2 separate regions of the Homo sapiens genome follow, and region 1 is linked to region 2. The links are chromatin contacts, found by Hi-C in ENCODE. All regions are on one chromosome and are shown on one strand. The core of a region is the stretch at or near the end of the contact, and the rest is flanking DNA. Distances in the headings are between cores, read along the strand shown. Region 1 has its middle 18 kb from the start of MIR2277. Region 2 holds the start of GSCAR (glioma stem cell association long noncoding RNA).

Region 1 (6,938 bases), core at 706-3,205, 4.9 Mb before region 2:
CCAGGGCAGTCTTGCCTCCGGATGCCAATAAAAATTTAACTTTGTGTGTGTGTGTGTGTGTGTGTGTGTGTGTGTGTGTCTTGTTAAATAGTACATTTCTCCCATCAAGGTCTTCTTAAACACGGAACCTTCTCCTAGACAGGGTACCCAGCTGTTTAATTTAACATTGATTTATTGCTTTTAAAAGTAAATTTACACACATGCCAGCAGCGCTCCGTTTTGTTTCCCCAGACCCTGAGATTTATTTTCTACTTAGCGCTTGTCTGACAAAACAATGTCCTTTAACTTTATTACACATCGATAAGGAAATCTGTCTTATTTTTGTTCAGATTTATTGCTGTGTTACTTGTGGGGACTTTTGTGATCCAGAAAGGCTCAGGTCCGAAAATAAATAGAAAATTAAACAGAGTTGATCACAAAATAATGATCAAAACCTTACAATATTGTCCAGCCTATATCAGCCTGCTGGGGGGTGAGGTGGGGTGGGACAGAGGATGATGCTCCCCTAGTGAGCACAGTTGCTCTGGAAGAAAACAAAATGTCTTTAATGGGCAGGTAGCGTTTGAAGGTGGAGTAGCCAAATCTGGGTTCTGTAATATCTCCAAGTTCTTGGTTGAAATGTATTTGGGATTACAGGGCAGGGAGGTGCATCTGCGGGACTCCCCACCCTATGGCGGCCTTACCTCCGTGCAGAACTCCCAATTATCACGCGTTCGTGATGACTGAGCCCAAGGGAATTAAGATGGACTTTGAAGCAGCTTTTACGGTACACTTCATCTACATTTGGGTTTTCTTTAGTTCTCATTAAAAGGGCCACTTTCTTCTTTTCATTGATATATGTCTTTGTGTCCTTCATTTCACACTCTTAAAAAAAGTTCTCTCATCAGATCAAGTGCAAAAAGGAGGGGACGACATAATAACCATCATAATCATGATAACAACAACAACAACAAACAAGTGGTACTGTGGGTTTAAATCTTTTTTAAAAGAAGGTTTTCTCCTCTATATGGCATGGCCCTCCAATTAAAAAAAAAAAAGCTGGGGTTGAGAATGAGGATAATAAAAGTGTTTCTAAGGTTAAATTACATGAAGGCAGGCTTAAAAAAAAATCTCTGAATGTGATGAGCTTTCCTCTCCCATCCTGATTTCTCACAGAGACATTCAGTAATCACTTTAGAGCTGTTCACATGAGGAAATGAGGACACTATCTTTTCTAGTAAGAAGTGAAGATGTGACAGGTTTTGTTATTGGAATGAGGGAGAACTTCGTAAGATATTCCCTTTTTTCGCCCCTACAAACCCAGCATCTTTAAAACCCCCTGTCTGAAAGCGTGACTCGTCTGTTGCCTTTCCACTCTGGTCAGTGGGTCCTCGAAAACACCATAACATGTTTCAATAATTCTGACAAACCCATGAAGATTTTTTAAAGTTAATGAATCATTCTTTCTCCTGAAAACACATAAAAACACGTTTGTGCACGCAATTCCAATCTAATGAGAGAAAGAAAGAAAAGGGAAGGAAGGAAGGAAAGAAGGAAGGAAGGAAGGAACGGAGGGAGGGAGGGAGGGAGGGAAGGAAGGAAAGGAAGGGAGGGTAAGGACAGAAAGGAAAGAAAGAAAAATAGGAAAAAAGGAAAGGAAAAAATATCCCTCTTTAAAAGGGGGGAGGTGGAGTAACTGCGAAACATTGAAAATTCTCCTATTCATATTAGGAGCTTCTTCTTCTTCTTCTTCTTTTTTTTTTCTGTTTGCCCTTTGAAAAGGGGTCCTGTCACTCAGAAAGGGGCTGTTTCTTCAACCTCCTCCCCATCCACCCACCAGCCGGCCCCCCTCAGCCTCGCAGCCGGCCCCGGCCCACCCCGCGGCCCTCCCAGCGCACACACAGTTTCTTCCAAGTGCTTTTTCAAGTAAGAGCCGGAGAGATGAGAGGTGCGGCTTCTCCAGCGCGGAGCCAGACAAGTACTTCTCATCCCGGCGGAGCGCGGCCCGGCGCGGCCAGCCCGAGGCCCGGACGTTCTATGTCAAGAAGCCCCACGGCCCCCCGGGCTGGCCGCCCCTCCCCGCGGCTGGACAGCGACGTCGCGCTCGGGCCTGTCACGTGGCCGCGCCCCCCCGTGCCCCCGCGGAGCCCTTTGTTAAGCCCCCGGGTCTCCACGCGCGGCCGCCGTGGCTGGGGCGGTGCCGCATGGTGGATGCGCCCGGAAGACGATCGGGGTACCCTGGCTTTGCCTCGGCTCACCACGCAGCCCCCAAACACCTTGGGCGGAGGCCCCAAGCACTTGGCAAATCAAGATTCTCAGTCCTTTGAGGAAAACGGCCCTGGGCCACCTCCAGTGTTTCAAACCAAAGGCACAAAGTGGGGCAAGGGGGCCAGTGGAGGGCGCGCCTCTGCACAGGGGTGTAACCACTGGGCTGACTTCCCTCCTCCTTTCCATTCCGCCTCACCAGTTCCTCGCCTTTTTTTTTTCTCTTCTCTTATCCTCTGCCACGCTCAGAGGCTCAGTGGGTGGGAGTGTGTGTGTAAATGTGTGTGTGGTGTGTGTGTGTGTGCGTGCATGTGCAGTTAGGTGAAATTTCATAAGAATATGTCCTAGGCTTATCAACTTGCTAGGTTGAGGGAGGATGTTCTCCAGTAAATGGACTGGAGGGAGAGTTTAAGCGACTTATTTGGGAGGAAATAGGGGGTCAGATTTGGTCTAAGTGGAACATCTGCAAAACATTCAAGCAGCTTATTCAACAAAGAATCTAGCCATTTATTGTAGAAATAATAAAAAGCCACTAATGATTATAGTTCCCACCCCTTCCCCCAAAAGGCCAAATCATAATGAAATAATTCAAAGGTAGGCCTCATTTCCTAATAGTGGAATTAAACAACAACAAAAAAGAGCCCAACTAAACTTTCCAGCTCGGCCTTCTTAAGGGCCTGGGAACCTTGCTGAGAAATTAGGTAAATAAAAGGCGAGATGGAATTTCTGTTGAGCTGAGGCTGCAGTGCCCCGACTTGCACATAGTTCTGCCTTGATACGCAATTAAATTACAGTAAATTCCTCTTTAAATAATAAAATTTGGAAGACTCCTCAGGATTCGAAGATGTCTGGGGTTAAGTAGCTTTTAAAACGTCAGTTTTTAAATGGCTTGTGCAATGAATAGCTACCTTTAAATTCTAAAACCATTATAAATGTGCTATACATCTGGGTGCTAGTTTGTCTCTCCATATTTCTTTTTAAAATGAGGAAAGAATTCATAAAAAGCTACTTGGCACACTTTATTTTAGGAAAGCAGATGTTAATTTTTTCACGTATCATTTTATGACCAAGTACATGTGTAACGTTGGAAAGCATCCAGAACGCCTCTATTATTTGCTAAATGACTGTTAGTTGAGGCGTATTATTCTCAGCCTAACCACGGTATAGGTTATATCAATAAAGTAAACATCTGTGATTTTTTTTTAACCAGGGGAGGGGGTGGGTAGAAAGAGTTACCATAAGCGAGGCAGGGAGGGGAGAGTTTAGGTAGGAAGAGCACACCTGCGTTGTAGCAAATAGAATATTTATATTGTTCGGTGCAAAACAAAGTCCCTCAGTCAGGCACTCGGGGTTATTTACATGGCGGGAGATAAAGTTGAAAGCCTTTTCCGGCGTGCCAAATGGGATTCTCCCAGTGGCCTTCTGCGTAGCAAGATAACTGGTACCGAGTGCTCCTGGCGGCGTCGGGCCTTCTCCCGCCAGCTCCCCTTCCCTGCACGCCAGCCCCAGGCCCAGACCGGGTTGAGCCAGGCGCTCAGGCTCTAGGAATTCCCAGGCACCGCGGAAATTTCAGCGGGGTTCCCAGCCTAGAAATATGCTCAGGAAGCGTCCTCATTTGCCCTGCGTCGCTCGAGGACGCCGGCGCCCAGGATAAGCCAGTGGGGTGATAATTAATGGAATACAATATTTATGGTCCGATGTATTGACTCTGAGGCAAGCGCGCCGTGTAGAGTCCGTGGGGGTCTGACAAACAGGGGTTAGTGAACAAACATAATGACCGGAGTACTTATGTCTATCCGGTTTACTCACTTAAACCCAAGGTATGTAACATCACGATAAATATTAATATCCACCTCGACAGACCCTCAGCACCGCTGTCCTCCTAAACTCTCCCTTCCTGAGCGCTGCCCTTAACAAAAAGGCCAGAGAGGAGGTTTTTAACATAAAATGCTGCAAATATGAAAAATAGGTCACCAATAAAATTGGTCTCAGCATGGAGCGTAATTGCAACAAAGTGCCGCCGAGTAAAATCGAGGAGTGAGCTGGCTGAGGCGGCACAGTCGCGAACCATCTGGTGTGTATTAAGAGTGGTGCTGTAAATATTGCTGAGAGCTAATGCATTATCGGCTTCTATAAGTGCACAGGGCCTCTAAGCTTTCCATATGTTAGAATATGTAGATCGGGTGAGAGCAAGGAAAGGTGTCTTATCAATCACAGGCTTCTAAAGCATTGTTTTGCCCACTCTTTGTGGATTTTTGGCCCCCCAAAGTGTAGGATATACATTCTCATTCTCTCCCCCCACCACCCTTTTTCCTCTTCTGTCAATTCCTCTTTCTCTTTTTCTCTTGCTCTTTCTCCCAGCTCCTTCCTTCCATACCCTCCTCCTCTCTCCCCTCTCTCCAAGGGGATAGGGCAGGCATTGCTGACGTCACTTCACATCAGTAAAAGAGAGTAACTGTTTCAGAGAGGAAGAAAAAAATCATCTGTTTTTCATCAGTACTAAAGTTTTGCCTCTTTAATAGAAATGGGCTGCCCAGGCTGAGTACTCCTTGTGTTTTGAAGCTTATAATCACTACTACCCCCTTTTGGAGGGTGGCCCAAGAGGTGGGGAGGTGTTCTTCATCCTGTGCGCTGATTCATTTTATATGTGGTTCTAATGCCAGAATCAGCTCAAATAGATGAAACTAATAAGGTGCAAAGATAATGTCTTCTAGAGATTTCACATCTACACCTCCTAGGCAACTTTTGTCAAGGAGAGTGGAGGGCTCCTGGTTCCATGACACTTCTGCTTTGAGTCCTGGAACTTCTTCCTTTCTCTGGAGCCTCCCTCCATAATTCCACCCCCCACATACCTAACCGCCACACACAGCACAGCTAATAAATTTCCTGCTGTCACATTACTTTTCTGGGGAAAACAGAGTCCTCCTTTTCCTGATGATACCCCACATCTAAGAGTTTACTATAATTACCCCCCATCTCCTCTGAACCCCTCTCCACATATTCCTCAGCTACAAGTTTTTAGTCAAATCCAGTGCTAGGAAGTTTATTTACGTTGTCCCACAGAGATCATTTTCTCTCCTTCAAAATTGGCCTGGTCTGTTATTCTTCCTACTTTCCTTCTCCTTCCTTTTCTCCCCACCTCTACCTCCTGTGCACATATAGTACAAACCTCCAGCACTTCTAATGTGGATAAACCTGCTGGTCATGACAACCCAAGTTCAATCAGCAAATAAATAAAACTCTTACTTTTCTTTTTTGGCTGCCGGCTGCACTCCCCCTCTGGCCGTTGCCTCCTTTAATTATAGGAGCTATATTTCTTCCCTGGGAGACATTCGAGGGGATTTTTAGTTGGAAACTCGTTTCTGCTGAGTTATTTTGGAGCCAGGACCAGTGAGTGAGTGGCCCGTACCCAGAGGCTTTGAGTGAAGTGCAGATTGAGACATATCGAGTTCCCTTTAAAAGGATCATTTCATGTGGGAGGCTGGACACAAAGTTTGCACTCGTGACTGGCATTCCAGTGAGAGACATGCATATTTTAAAACAACAAAGCAAGCTGGAAAGAAAGCTTAGGGGAGGGGGAAAAACTTGGAAAGAAGTTACTAAGTGACAAACATCTGTCAACATGGGATAATTTGTACACTCCAATGTAAAACTATCTGCCTAGTTTGATGGAGTTCAAGGAACAGGATCTGGGAGAGCAAAGTGGATACATATTTATCCCCGTTGAGATATGGCTAAAAGACACTTCTCCCCCAAATAGGTGTAAGGTCATTAAAACTGCATGATTGAGCATAATTTTTAAATGCTTCTTACAACAATAGAAATTTCTAAAATTGCATTTTTCTGATAGTTAATACAAAACTAGATCTATGTAATTTTAAGATGTATTTCATTTAAAGAACAATGGAGAGCAATAAAATAATGAGCAAGATGCTTATTACAGAAAACAAAATGAATTTTATCTCATAATAAAATATGACCAAGAGAAAGAAAGCGGGGTGGGAAGCTCAAACAACCCCTGATTGCTATGTTCTAGAAAGTTTTAACCGAAAGTACCAGCTTTACATGTGTATGTGAATCAAACATGTAAACATCCACCTCTCTTTGTGTAAACAAGGAAAAATGGCAAAATATTTTCAGAGAATTTTTCTCTCCCATTTAAGTTTGAAGTTTCAACAAGCATATTATACTTTGAGAGAGAAAAGCAAAAAAGTTCCCTCTTTAAGAGGAAAGTTTTTAAAAGCAGAGTGAAAGATCAGGCAAGATCCTGGTATGTCTTTTTTTAGGCACCGAATCTCCAACAACCACATGGAAGTTCAGGCTCCAGCTTCCACCGAGAAATCTTTTTCTCCTCCAGATCTGAAGACAAAAGGAGAGGAGGCCTGGTGGTGAGCGGGATATCTCTGTTAGTTGTCAGCGCAGGTCCATGGGTTAGGAATGCTAATGAGCCTCTTGGCCAGCTGAAGACTTGGTTCTCTCTCTCGCACACCCTGACGCTCACATACACTCGGGCTCCTGCATGCCGACTGACAAGCACACAGACAGAGCCTCGTGCACGACCCTGTCTCTCTCCTCTTTCCTCTGAGCCCAGAGATCGATCGCTGACCCCACGGTTGGGCCAACGCTTTATTTATCTGGCTGTGCAATGATATTATCAGCCTTAAACGTTATATACAGCAAATGTCTTCCTAAAT
Region 2 (7,362 bases), core at 2,427-4,926:
AGAATTATCAGCAATTCTTCAATCAAACTGGATCATTCCCTCAGGAGCCAGACAGGGACACAAGCCACAGGCTGCCATGAACTAGCTAATCTCAAGAACACTTTCTGGGGTTTATTTAAAAATTTACTGTTGGTATGAAATAACTGTTACAAAGAATGATAGTTCCCTTCACGTAGCTGAGTCCTGGAGCCCAAATAACTGTAAGAAAAGATTAGCAGAAAAGTATCCAAGGTGTTCTAAAGGATTTGAAGGGGATATCCATATGACAAATGTACTTATTCAAGGCAACTGTTTAGGCAAAACCTGTGTCAGTTTCAGTCTTTGTGACAAGGCATGGACAACTAGTAAAAGTAGTTAAAGTGTCAAATGTGGTGCACAATGAAAAATCAAAAGGGGGAAAATGTGAGAGTCAATGTTTGGACAATTGACATAAAAAAATATGGGCACAATATGGCAGAAGGTGGGACAAGGTGGCCTCCTGTATAAATGCAATATGCTCAATGAAAGAATGTTTTATATGGGCATGTCAACAGTCAGCCTAATCTGAAAACCCAGCCATCAAGTGCCAGATGAGGAATGCCAAAATGCCAAGAAATATATCAAGAGGTAAAGAGAGCCAATAAAAAAACTTCCATCTTGTGGCAGTTTTATGGAAAGGATTTACATAGAAATCAAGAGCTAATAATGAGAGCATACAAATTACTGTGGAAAATGATGATTAGTGATAATAATTGTTCAAGAAAATGTGTGTCACCTGCCTCTAAATGTTAATTTACTTTAGACTAATGAATAATTCAAGCATCTAAGCTTAGGAAATACCCCACTTCTATCACTATTTCCCTAGTCAGGCCAAAAGGAGAGGACAACAACTGAATAGACCCCAACACCAACCTATTCCTTCCAAGTAATTTCTTCATTGCCTCTGACTGCCTGGTCATGCTGGCTAAGTCCTGAAAATCCCTTTCTTCTTTTTTTTTTTCTTACAACATTTCCTCATATCTTCAGGATTTCCAGGAGAGAAAGTAAGAGCAAAAATGAAGCAGAAGGAAGAAAAAAAGGAGGAAGAGCAAGAGGGGGAGAAGGATCAGGAAGAGGATGAGGAGAAAGGAGAAGGAGGAAAGAAAAAGAAGGGAGGAAGAAAAGAAGGAAAGGGAAAAAAAAAGAGAAAGGAACACACCAAAAGTATCCTCCCTCCAAATGTTAAATGCATTGAAGGAACTTACTTAGTTTTAGAAGTGTCCATGGAGTCTCACCAATTATATCTTACAGAAGACTCCTTTTGTTGCTCAATGTGAAGTTCTCAAAGTTAATGAATAAACAAATTAATCAGTTTCCTAGGCGGTGTGATTTCAGGAACAGCGGCTTTAAAAATAATTTTACCTTCTCCTGTCTGGTTTGGAAAGTCCATAATTAGAGAGTTTCTCATTTGCTTTCTAATTTGATATAAAGTAAATATCTCTAGGACATAGCCAATATAAATCTCTTACACTTTAGTATGAAATTTTATCAGATACTTTTCTACAGTTGATTGAAGAAACAAGGAGAGCCAGATACAAAGGGTGCCTAAAGAAGGAAGGAAATGAAAGCAAATGGAAAAATGACTAGATGCACTGCAGTTTATTTTTCCTGCTTGCAGTTTTACCTAAAAGGATGGTGACTGTCACTGTACCTCTAACTTGTGAGAGAATCATGTTAATTATTTTTGTGTGCACAGCACCAACCATAGAGTGCCATACTATGGATGTTTGCTGAATTAATGAATAAATGAATGCAAGTATTCAGTGATTACTGTAGTCTTGATATTTTGTAAAATCTATGCATAACACAATCCCTTGCTACTAGCAAGTTGTCTTCTAAAAGAAATGGTGTACGTAGCAAGTATTCTTTCCAACTAGCTATTTCTCTGCATTAATTTCTAAACCAGGTTCTGCCTTATCCCAAACCACTTTAGCTTCTGGTTAAGAAATGTATTGTTACTAGAAAACAAAACAGAACTGGTGCTTTTTTTGTATGCATAATATATACAAATGAAGAATGGCTAATGATCGAGATATCCAAAAGATGACCTATATCACAAATAGACATATTTAATCATTTATTCAATATTTACTGAGTATCTGCTGTGTAATGAGTAAGGCAGGCAAAGTCCCTGACCTCTTGGTGGTTCCTGTAATAGAAGTATATTTAAAAGTGTAAACGAATATAGAAACAAAGCTCTTTCAGATTATTACAGATTCTATTTTTAAAATACAAATGTGGTAGAGAGTGATGGGGTAATGGGTTGAGCTAGTTTGGCCTAGGAATGCTTCCTGAGAATGCAATGAGCATGCAATCATGTTAATTTCTGTGGGAAGTGTTCCAGGCATAGAGAACACCAATTATAAAGGGAAGAAGCAAGTGTTCTGGGGACAGAAAGGTGAATGTGGTTTCAACATAGGAGAAGAGTAGTCTTCTTTCTAGCACAAGCCCAATAATTTAAATTGTCATTGAATGATCTTTTAAAATTAATGTCTAAGAATTATAAATGGGTCTTCTACTGTCTAAATTTTAAAGCTGTCTTAGCTATTTTTTTTAAATTCAGCTATCTTATGTTCCAGATATGCTAGGTTTCAATTCTTTCCCTAATGGGCTTTCTTCATAATTGCACTGATGAGTATTTAAGCATTTATGACAGGCCAGCCTTAAAAGAGTGAGTTTATGTAGTACCATTATGTTCCCCTTACTAAAGTTAGACAACAAAGAGTATTCCCTCCAAACGTGTTCATTAAGATTCATATCTGATTTGAAAAGCTTGAAGGAATTGTGGCCAAAGATTTGCACATTAACACATTTATAACCATCAATACATTAGCCTAGGCTCATTTTATCAAATGACCCAGTCATTACCTTGGGAAGCAAAGAGCAGGGCCCTCAAAGATTAGAAGAAAGGTAAGCTAAGTTTGTTGATGAAGGAGAAAAACAAAAAAAGCTCAATACACAATACGTGATGAAGACAAAACTATTTTTTGCTCAAAATTTTAGCCATTCTAAACCGTGGTTCTCATGTGTTTTTGCATGAAAGTATAAATATTTCCTTGCTGCAATCGAATCTGAGAGATTACAAAGCAGATGAATGTTATTTTTCTAGGGCTAGCTATGATACATTACATTTCTCTTATGTGGTGTTGTGATTGTATCTCACTGCTGATTGTGTCTTACCAGACTGTGCTTTCCTTGGTTTTAAAAGTAATGGCAATGGTAAACACATCATAACAATAGCTTTAAAATGTTAGTATTTAGTATTATGGTATCAGCTATTTTAATTCGAGGATAATCTAATAGTAAATCGAATGTGACTGTAAAACAACATTTTAAAAAATAGCTGCCATTGAAGACCTTCTTTGGGATGGCACACATAGTTCTGAATGTCTGCAACAGTCAGAGGATATGCTATTCAAATTGGCATATCATCCTCAGTTGAAGGTGACATCTTCTGCTTTTTTTTTTCAAAAATACCATTTTAAGGAAAAAATAAACTAATGAGGTTCATTTTCTCATGTGTCTCAGAAATAGATTCCAATGACAAAATGAATGGGAGGAAGAGAAAGGGAAAATGGATGAGGAGGAGAAAAATGAGGATGAGAGAGGAGGAAAAAAGGAGGAAGTGGAGAAATAGAAGAATCCAAATATATTGTAAAAAGACACTTTATTCAAATAAGTACATAATCTCACAGCTGAATACTTTCCATGAATATTCTGACACATTTATTTAAATTTTTGAAATCTTACTTTATGCATGTTATAATGGAAAATAGAGGATGAATCTCTTTATAATTTTATCTCATTTATGTTAAATACAAAGATATTCTAGATCAGAACTAACAAGATGAAAGTAATTTATTAAAAGTATGAAATTTCATTAAAGTAGTATTTAATTTTTTTATGTTGGCATGATTGGTCTATTACCAACAACCTTCAAGGAGCTAACTCTTTTATAATCTTTATTCCTGGTGCTTGATTTTCCTCTTTATATCAATCCACTATGTGTTCCACAATTCTAATCTCAGATTTAAAAAATAAATGGTCAAAGGGAGTGGCAAAATATTTGAATTGCTTTCAGAGGTTTGATGGTAGGACCCAGAAGACATAGAGATTGCCAGAATTAACATAACAGAGGATTCAATGTGCTCCTGTGAGAAGCATTGATTGGGGTGGGAATACAAGTCTGTTTCAAGCTTTCTGTACTGGTAGTAACTACTCACAGCTTCTACTCTTGCTTCTTAACCATAGCTTTCCTTTTTTTTTCTTTCCAGGGCTATAAGATTTTTATTTGATTTCAATAATCTTCCACCTGTATCTCCTTTTTACTTATAATGAAAAATTTCAGTTCTGTAAGACACCAATATAATGACTTACTTGCTTTATCTCATAATATATAAACAGTTGCAAAATATGAATAACAGCACTACAACTAGCAATATGATGATTGCTTAACAGCTAAAGATTATTTTTAGGGTTTTTTTTTGCCGTGATTATTTCTTAAGGTATAAAAAGTCAAATTACTACACAGCTTTCCTTTATAATGGGCAACCAAGTACCATAGGTTGAAGGGCTACTCTTCAGCAGTTATAGCCTCACTTGAAAACTCGGCTGACCTCTGCTAAGAGCTTCCACTTAGCGGTTGGTAGTTGTGTTCAGACTCTGCCTCTGCTACTTACTAGCTCTATACCTTTGTGAAAGCCATTTAATGTCTCTGCCTCAGTTTTCAAATTGGAAAGAAGAGAGGGAGGAAGAAAAACAGAAGGAAAAACCCTATTTTACATGGTTGTTCTCAGACTAAGAAAAAATATATAAAGCATTTACCTCAATGCCTAGAGCTTAAAAATTATTAAGCAAATGGTAACTATATTATTTAGCTCATGAGCCAAATTCTTTCCAGATAAAATTTTTAGAAATCAATAGAAATAAAACTTGCCACGTAAAAACAATTTTCCACCTTCAACAGAAATATATGGGCAGGTAAATTCTGTCTTATGCAAACTTTTGTGGTTCTTTAAAATTAACCGTAGGAGGAAAAAGATTTACAATGTATTTTGGGGGGGAGGGGCGGGAATGGCAGTGAGGGAGACAAGAAATATGTAGGGAAAATCATCTTAGAAAAAATAAAGCTTCTTAAAATTGATATAAGCAGAGGGTGGAAACTGAGGCCGGGAGATTATTACTCGTCCACGCTTACAGGGTGGGGTGGGGCAGCGTTCTCCAGGGTTTCGCCTTTGCCGAAGACCCGCTCCACCTTCTCTCGACCCAGATGCCCTTGTCGGGAAGAGTATGCTGTCCTCAGTGCCTGGGACAAGCTCACAAGCCCTCGTCTGTTCCAGGAATTCCAGTCCAAGCTCAGTCCTCTCTCCATCCCGGGGCATCCTAAGCGTGTCTTTGAACCGCACTGTGGAGTTTCACTCCGAAAGTCCTTCTTACAGAGCAACTCCAAGGATGGGCTGAAAAGCACATAGAGAAAATGGAACAGTGCGAAGTTGGAAGGTCCGTGCGGGTGGCAGCGCCAGTGTGGGGATGAGATGCTCACAGGACGGTTTTTAGGCGGCTCACAAGGGTTTTTTCTTTCTTTTCTTTCTTTCTTTTTTTTTTTTCTTTTTTCTTTTTCTTTCTTTTTTTTTTTTTTTTTTGAGACGGAGTCTCGCTCTGTAGCTCAGGCTGGAGTGCAGTGGCGCGATCTCCGCTCACTGCAACCTTTGCTTCCCGGGTCCCGGTTCAAGCGATTCTCCTGCCTCAGCCTCCCGAGTAGCTGAGATTACAGGCGCGCGCCACCATGCCCAGCTAATTTGTGTATTTTTAGTAGAGACGGGGTTTCACCATGTTGGCAAGGCTTGAACTCCTGACCTCGTGATCCGCCCGCCTTGGCCTTCCAAAGTGCTGGGATTACATGCGTGAGCCACCGCGCCCGGCCTCACAAAAGTGTTTTTGAAGGCTCCATTCCCGAAGACTGAGTGAGGTATTCGATATCCTCCTCCCTCATTGAAAAGTTGTGTAACAGGAATCTAAGTTCATGCCGTTTGATTCCCAAGACTTCTCCAAGCCGCACTGTAGAGCAGGAAAATCGACTAATATTACTGCTCAGATTATCATCATAGTGGCCATTTAAGATGGAATGCGACATCAAGGGTAAACTAGGCATTGAAAAATTCACTTTCAGACCTCCCTTCCGTGCCTCACTCTCCGGCCAGTCCTTTTCCCCATTCGCCATTCAGGCACTAAAATTTTGCAGTTTGAGAAAAAGAAAAGTGAGGAAAACACAAGAGAAAAAACGCGAGGCTTTTCGGGTTCTTTTTTATATATAGAATAGCTTATATAGTCCAATTTTATTTTCTAAATCGCCCCACACATAAAACGTATAACTCTAGCCAAGATGAAGGAAAAAAGAAATGTAATAGTTGGGAGCAGAGAGAAATAGCCAGCACCACCCCCCAGCGCAGAGCCGGGGCGCGGGGCCTCGGGTCGCCCCCTCCGGCTCCTCTGACCCGAGACTCGCCAGGTCTTGGACATCCTCAGCCTGCGACACCGTTCCCAGGACGGCTCATCACCTATTATCTCGGACTCCAGATTTTGTGTGTACGTGTGAAAATTTTCCACAAGAAAGTGGGAAAGATTGTCGGTCCTGTTCCCAGCGGGTGGGGGCTGGTGGGGGGTTCTTGTCTGTCTTTGAGTCTTTCCATCCGCACCATCAGCTGAGGGACAACAGGGTAGGGGTGGGAGGGGGAGTGTAGGGGAGACGACTCGGGGGCCATGTTCTAAGAGACTCTGGGAGGTAAAGTGTTTTAGTCCAGTCTTTTCTAAATCTTACTGGGGGAAAACCCTGAACAGGAACCATTAGAGAAGAAGGCGACCCCTCTAATAACCCCTATAATAACAGGGCCCGGCTGCTGGGCATTGTCAACAGGGAAATAACTCGGTCGCTGCTTTTCTGGCGAAGACGTGCCATAGCCTGGGATAGTAGCCTGGGGTCACAGGGCCACACCGAAAGCCCTCATCTCTCTCTACCTTCTCTCTGCAGAAAAAGCGTGAGGCTGCTCCTCATTGACACCCACTTAGAAGTTGGTTGATGAAGACTGCAGTGAGCACTCTCAGCAAGGGTAAAACTGGCACATTTGGGCCTGAAATGGGGTCCTCGGGGCCTGGTAGGCTCAAGTATGCCCTTGGTAATTTCCAGCTTACAGAGAAAAGAAGAGCGTTCACTTTGTTTCTGCTGGCAGGGTGAAAAGGGGCAGCTACGTGGCCAAAGGTGAGTGCTCAAGTTTGCAAGGGCCCAAGATAATAGGGACTCTGATTTGGAGACTGCTGGAACTTGAGCAGTTTGTTCTCCACTTCTGG

Evidence for each region. A loop is a pair of places that touch in the nucleus more often than their neighbours do. Pooled maps may share reads with other maps.
Region 1: a map of B cell shows a loop between it and region 2 (8-fold over the local background). The contact joins the enhancer-like site here to the promoter of GSCAR in region 2. A Hi-C loop is called at or near these places in 2 of 168 maps with a recorded cell type or tissue (B cell and ascending aorta), 2 of 37 single-sample maps with no recorded cell type and 8 of 50 pooled maps.

Annotation. Positions count from the first base shown.
Region 1 is chr5:93,599,393-93,606,330 of GRCh38, reverse strand. No RefSeq gene overlaps it. Among named protein-coding and RNA genes, the nearest start is that of MIR2277, 18 kb to the left of the region's middle. RefSeq lists an enhancer at 6,440-6,938. Within about 2 kb of position 1,955, at least 6 of the 41 ENCODE cell types and tissues checked have a DNase peak (open chromatin) inside an H3K27ac peak, as active enhancers do.
Region 2 is chr5:88,693,458-88,700,819 of GRCh38, reverse strand. It overlaps GSCAR (glioma stem cell association long noncoding RNA), which reads left to right and starts at 3,676. Exons shown (of 3, transcript XR_007058863.1): 1 at 3,676-6,603; 2 at 7,046-7,273. The region is part of intron 1 of MEF2C-AS2 (MEF2C antisense RNA 2); the gene reads right to left. RefSeq lists an enhancer at 3,907-4,886.